2 separate regions of the Homo sapiens genome follow, and region 2 is linked to region 1. A link is a loop called in an ENCODE intact Hi-C map of the cell type or tissue named here. Cell type or tissue: HCT116. All regions are shown on one strand. Links, peaks and the distances in the headings refer to the core of each region. The heading gives the core; the rest is flanking DNA.

Region 1 (2,909 bases), core at 105-2,604:
GGTTCGCTGCAGCCTCAGTCTTCCGTGCTGAAGCAATACTCCTATCTCAGCCTCTTGAGTAGCTGGGGACTACAGGCATGTACCACCATGCCTGGCTAATTTTGTATTTTTTGTAGAGGCAAGGTTTATGTTGCTCAGGCTGGTCTCAAACTCCTGGGCTTAAGTGATCCTCCTGCTTGAGCCACTGCACCCAGCTAAGGATTTTAAATAATACTACATTGAACACATTCCTAGTAGCTTTTCTCCCATTTTTCAACAGCTTTATTGAGATATAATTCATATGCCATACAATTCACCCATTTACAATGTACAAGTCAGTGGTTTTTAGTATAGTCACAGAGTTTTTTTTAAAAAACATTGTATTCACAGCGTTGTTCAGCCATTACCACAATCAGTTTTAGAACATTTTCATCATTCCGTACCCATTAGCAATCACTCCCCATTTCCCCCAGCCCTTCCAACCCCAGGCAATCACTAATCTATTTTCTGTCTCTATAGATTTGCCTATTCTGGACATTTTATATAAATGGAATCATACAATATGTAGTCATTTTTACCTTTGTTTTTGTTTTTGTTTGAGACAGAGTCTTGCTCTGTTGCCCATTCTGGAGTGCAGTGGCGCGATCTCGGCTCACTGCAACCTCTGCTCCTGGGTTCAAGTAATTCTCCTGCCTCAGCCTCCCGAGTAGCTGGGATTACAGGTGCATACCACCATGCCTGGCTAATTTTTGTATTTTTTTAGTGGAGACGGGGTTTCACCATGTTGGCCAGGCTGGTCTCAAACTCCTGACCTTATGATCTGCCCACCTCGACCTCCCAAAGTGCTGAGATTACAGGCGACAGCCACCGCGCCCGGCCTTTTTTTTTCTTTTTTAGACACAAGTTCTTGCTCTGTCTCTCAGACTGGAGTGTCTCCCAGCCTCCAGTTCCTGGGCTTAAGTGATCCTCTTGCCTCCCAAGTATCTTTTTTACCATTTTAAAGATGTGTATAACATAAAATCTACAATTTTAACTTTTTTCTTTTGAGATGGGGTCTCACCCTCTTGCCCAGGCTGGAGTGCAGTGGTGCGATCACGACTCACTGTAGCCTTGACCTCCTAGCCTCAAGTGATCCTCCTGCCTCAGGCTCTGGAGTAGGTGAAACTACAGATGCTCACCACTGCGCCCAGCTAATTAAAAAAAAATTTTTTTTTGTAGAGACAGGGTCTCCCTATGTTGCCCAGGCTTAAAAATACATGTTAATACAAGTGTTGAAGTTTTACCATGGGTGTTTGTTGTTGTTGTTGTTGTTGTTGTTTTGTTGTTGTTGTTTGAGATGGAGTTTCACTCTTGTCGCCCAGACTGGAATGCAGTGGCGCGATCTCGGCTCACTGCAACCTCCACCTCCCGGGTTCAAGTGATTCTCCTGCCTCAGCCTCCCAAATAGCTGGGATTACAGGCACCCACCACCACGCCTGGCTAATTTTTTTGTATGTTTAGTAGAGACCAGGATTTCATCAAGTTGGCCAGGCTGGTCTTGAACTCTTGATCTCAGGCGATCCGCCTGCCTTGGCCTTCCAAAGTGCTGGGATTACAGGCGTGAGCCACTGCGCCCAGCCAACACTGTGGCTTTAATGAGCACAGCAGGTATGAGCCCTGGGAAACTTCTGGGAGTCTTTCTCCTGGTGTGGAATTTTGTAATCACTCTTTGAGGCCTTTTTATAGCCTTGTTCCTGGTGATGCCTGCGGTCCCTGGTTGGCCTCACAGGCTAGTTGGTGCCTGGCCAACAGATTGCAGCCTTGTCCTGGTCCTCTCTGCTCACACTCCAGGAGGCAGTTAAGGTGGCCACTTCACTATTCCACCTGGAGGCTGCAATAAAAGCATTGGAGACAGTCACCCTCCCCTTCTGCTTCCCCGCTGGAATTCCGTCTTTCCTGAGATGCAGTCCACAGAATACACAAGTTAAGAATTGTGGTTCATATTTATTGCGCCCTCACTATGTTCCAGGTTCCCTGTTTCGTGTCTTATATCACTAACTTATTTGATCTTAACCACACCCTGTGAGGAGGTACAATTGTTTTGCCCGTTTTATGGATGAAATTCAGAGAGCGTGAGAAATGTGTCCTAGGTCAGAGAGAGCCAAGACTGACCCCCAGTCCCCAGATTCAAAGCCATGACCTTGACCAACATGCTGTCCTGTCTCCTTTTCTCACTGAGCAGTTGTGATAACCTGCCCCCTGCTTCCTGCCTGCAGTCTCTCCACTCCACTACAGCCCCCATGCTGTTACCAGAGCGATCTGTCTCAGACATAAATATTCTTGTCACTCCTGTTGAAAAGCCCCATGTTGCCTCCTGTGGAAAGCCCAGACTCCTTAGAGAAAATGAAAGGACACTCCAGAGCTGGCCTCCTCTCACCGCTCCCCTTCACCGAGGCCCTGGCCCTGGGAGGCTGTTTGCATAGCCTATGATGTTCCTCTCTCTTCAAATTCCTGCTCTTTCCTTGTACCAGGCCCATTTCTTAGCTTTCACAGTCCCCTCTGCTCCCCTGTTCAGCCTCAGGTCTGTGCCCTGTGTCCTGGATGGCTGGCTGCAGGTCTTTCCTGGGGAGTGCTTTCAGTGTAGGGGCTCCATCTTACTTCTTTCCATCCCAGTCTGGCAGGGAGAGGCCTCACAGTTGAAGTTTTTAAATTGAGCTGGGAAGTCTTTGGATAATCCTTCCCAAGGAGTGGCATTCACATCTCTGGGATGTGTCTCTGTCATCGGGAGAAGCTCAAAAAAAAGGCTGGTGACAGTGTGGCACACTGTGAAATTCTCAGGCACACCTCCTCTCTTCTCTGAGAGTGCTGGTGGTGAATGGTGGGCACGAGGGCGAGGGGAACAGCCCCTGGGAGGCGCTCTGGGGAAGAAGAAATTGGCAGCAAAGCAGACT
Region 2 (2,909 bases), core at 183-2,682, 68 kb before region 1:
CAGAGTCAGCCTGGCCACAGCACCATCAGCACTGGGGTGGGGTGACAGGCAGTGTGCAGGCGTGGGGGTGTTCCAGGCTGGGAAGCAGTACCGAGACCTTCTGTCAGAAATGGGCTTTTCAAAGAACCAGCAGACCATGGTTCAGGTCTGCTGAACCATGTGGTGAGACCTTGAACAAGTTACCCAACATCTGTGAGCTTCAACGTCCACATCTGTTAAACGGGTATAAGGATATCATGTGTGTTACAGGTGTTATAAAGACCAAGTGAAATAAGCTATAAAAAGCACTGGAAGAGTGCCTGACACCTATTCGGTAATGGGCGTTTTAGTTGCTGTTACCAGCATAGGCATACCCTTCTATTTATTTTTTAAAAATCTTTTAAATTTAACTTAATTTTATTTTTTGAGATGGAGTCTTGCTCTGTTGCCCAGGCTGGAGTGCAGAGGTGCGATCTTGGCTCACTGCAACCTCTGCCTCCCGGGTTCAAGTGATTCTCGTGCCTCAGCCTCCCGAGTAGCTGGGATTACAGGCCTGCACCACCACACCTGGCTAATTTTTGTGTTTGTAGTAGAGATGGGATTTTGCCATGTTGCCCAGGCTGGTCTCAAACTCCTAGGCTCAAGCGATCCACCAGCCTTGGCCTCCCAAAGGGTTGGAATTACAGGCGTGAGCCACCGCGCCCGGCCCTATTTTGTTTTTAAGTAGGGATGGGGTCTTGCTGTGTTGACCAGGCTGGTCTCGAGCTCCTGGTCACAATAAATCCTCCCACCTCAGCCTCCCAAAGTGCTGGGATTACAGGCGTGAGCCACTGCACCTGGCCAGGCATGCCTTTGTAGATTGTAAAGCCCCATGGAAGGTACAAATATCTTAAATTAAATGGGACCCAACTTATGGCTAACCTTGGATTCCCTGGATAACAGCTAGGGGAACATTCCAGTAACTTTATTTATTCTCCCTACACTCTATTTTTAGTAAAATGAGGAAAATGTTAACCAGGTAGTTAATATTAGATTGGTGCAAAAGTAACTGTGGTTTTTGCCATTAAAAGTACTGGCAAAAAAGTATTTTAAAAAAGCAATACTTTGGCCGGGTACAAGGCTCACGCCTGTAATCCCAACACTATGGGAGGCTGAGGCAGGTGGATCTTGAGGTCAGGAGATGGAGACCATCCTGGCTAACATGGTGAAACCCCGTCTCTACTAAAAATACAAAAAAAAAAAATTAGCCGGGCATGGTGGCAGGCGCCTATAGTCCCAGCTACTTGGGAGGCTGAGGCAGGAGAATCGCTTGAACCCAAGAGGCGGAGGTTGCAGTGAGCCGAGATTGCACCACTGCACTACAGCCTGGGTGACAGGGCGAGACTCCTTCTCAAAAAAAAAAAAAAAAAAAAAAAAGCAATACTTCATTGGATAGCATCTAGACACTGTACTATGCAAAAGATAGAAAAAAAAATCTAGCATGCTTTTCTGAGTGAATTTCTTTCAGTCATTTATTAGTCACCTAGCAGCAAACACTATTAGTCACCTAGCAGCAAACACTATTAGTCACCTAGCAGGCCTCCGGCATGTGCTAAATTATGAAGATACAGTGGGGAACAAGGCCTGTGGGGTCCCTGCCCTTATGGCAAGAGCACATATTTTAGGAGTGGGGGAAAAATGTTTTCTTTTTAATTTATTATTATTTTTTTTAGATGGAGTTTTGCTCTTGTCACCCAGGCTGAAGTGCAGTGGCGCGATCTCGGCTCACTGCAACCTCCACCTCCCAGGTTCAAGCGATTCTTCTGTCTCAGCCTCTGGAGTAGCTGGGATTACAGGCACCCGCCACCACACCCGGCTCATTTTTATATTTTTAGTAGAGACGGGTTTCGCCATGTTGGCCAAGCTTATCTCGAATTCCTGACCTCAAGTGAGTCGCCCACCTTGGCCTCCCAAAGTGCTGGGATTACAGGTGTGAACCACCGGGCCCGGCCAAATGTTTTAAAAAGTAAATAAAACCATTATGCTTTGAGTTAAGTGCTGTAAGGAACATCAAGATGGCACCCTGAGAGAAAATAACAGGGAGGCCTCTTTCAGTTAGGAGATTCAGAGGTCTCTCTGGGGAGGTGACATTTAATCTGAGACCTGAGGGAGCCAGCCGCAGAAGAGCAGAGGAGAGCACATTCCTGGAAGCCAAGACAGCACAGGCAAGGGCCCCAGGCAGCAAAGAACTTGGCACATGCCAGGCACTGAGCAAAGGCCAGGGTGGCTGCAGAATGCGGGGAGAGGGCTGGGAAGAAGTTGAGATGGGAGTAGAGACAAGGTCAGGGGCTGATTCATGCAAGACCATGCATGGGTTTGGATGCTGCCTGTCTGGCATGCAGGGCAAACTTCTGAGACTCCACCACCTCTGTGGCTTGACCCAACGGAACTGCTAGTGACAACTCGGTGCTTCCCACCCCAGGCTGTTCATGTAAGCCCAGCCTGGCCGTCACCCAGCCATGATGTTAGGCTGAGGGTCAGTGTAGACCCTGAGGGGGCTTGATCAGACTAAAGGGCCACTGTCGGAAGGAGAGTTCTTGCTCTCTCCATCCTGCTAGATGCAGACAAGGAAGCCCGTGTCCTTGACTGCAACCATTAAGAGAATCAAGCTCTGGGGAGATGCTGAGGATGGCAGAGCCCAGAGGCAGAAGGAACTCACGTCCTTGAAGCTCTGCTGATAAGCACCCCTTCCTTGCAGTGCCAATTATCACGCCACTAAATGCCCTTGTTGTTTGCCGCAGGGGCTCAGCTTACCTCCGGCTTCAGCTGTAGCCATGAGAGACCTTAGCTGGCAGCGTCCTATCTCATTACTCACTTTCTGCCTCAGAGATATCTCTGAAGCCAAAGAAGCCCACCCAGCCCAAAAGCCAGGTGGCAAGAAAGTTAATCCC

What was found. A loop is a pair of places that touch in the nucleus more often than their neighbours do. Peaks named below come from ENCODE experiments on the same cell type or tissue, not always from the same donor. Only the 100,000 strongest peaks of a DNase experiment are listed, where the experiment ranks them.
Region 2: a loop joins it to region 1, with 4 times the contacts of the local background. A loop is called at or near these places in 3 of 110 quality-filtered maps.

Annotation. Positions count from the first base shown.
Region 1 is chr17:17,921,805-17,924,713 of GRCh38, reverse strand. The region is part of intron 1 of TOM1L2 (target of myb1 like 2 membrane trafficking protein); the gene reads left to right. Among named protein-coding and RNA genes, the nearest start is that of TOM1L2, 49 kb to the left of the region's middle. RefSeq lists enhancers at 1,171-1,703, 1,704-2,237, 2,238-2,771 and a silencer at 2,865-2,909. In HCT116, for the core only: a CTCF peak has its summit at 1,623; a DNase peak (open chromatin) is centred at 1,693; H3K4me3 peaks cover 1,508 bases; H3K27ac peaks cover 2,244 bases.
Region 2 is chr17:17,989,771-17,992,679 of GRCh38, reverse strand. The region is part of intron 5 of DRC3 (dynein regulatory complex subunit 3); the gene reads right to left. It overlaps LOC107984989 (a long non-coding RNA gene), which reads left to right and starts at 2,866. Exons shown (of 3, transcript XR_001752801.2): 1 at 2,866-2,909. In HCT116, for the core only: no CTCF peak of the experiment used is centred there; a DNase peak (open chromatin) is centred at 1,529; H3K4me3 peaks cover 521 bases; H3K27ac peaks cover 1,387 bases.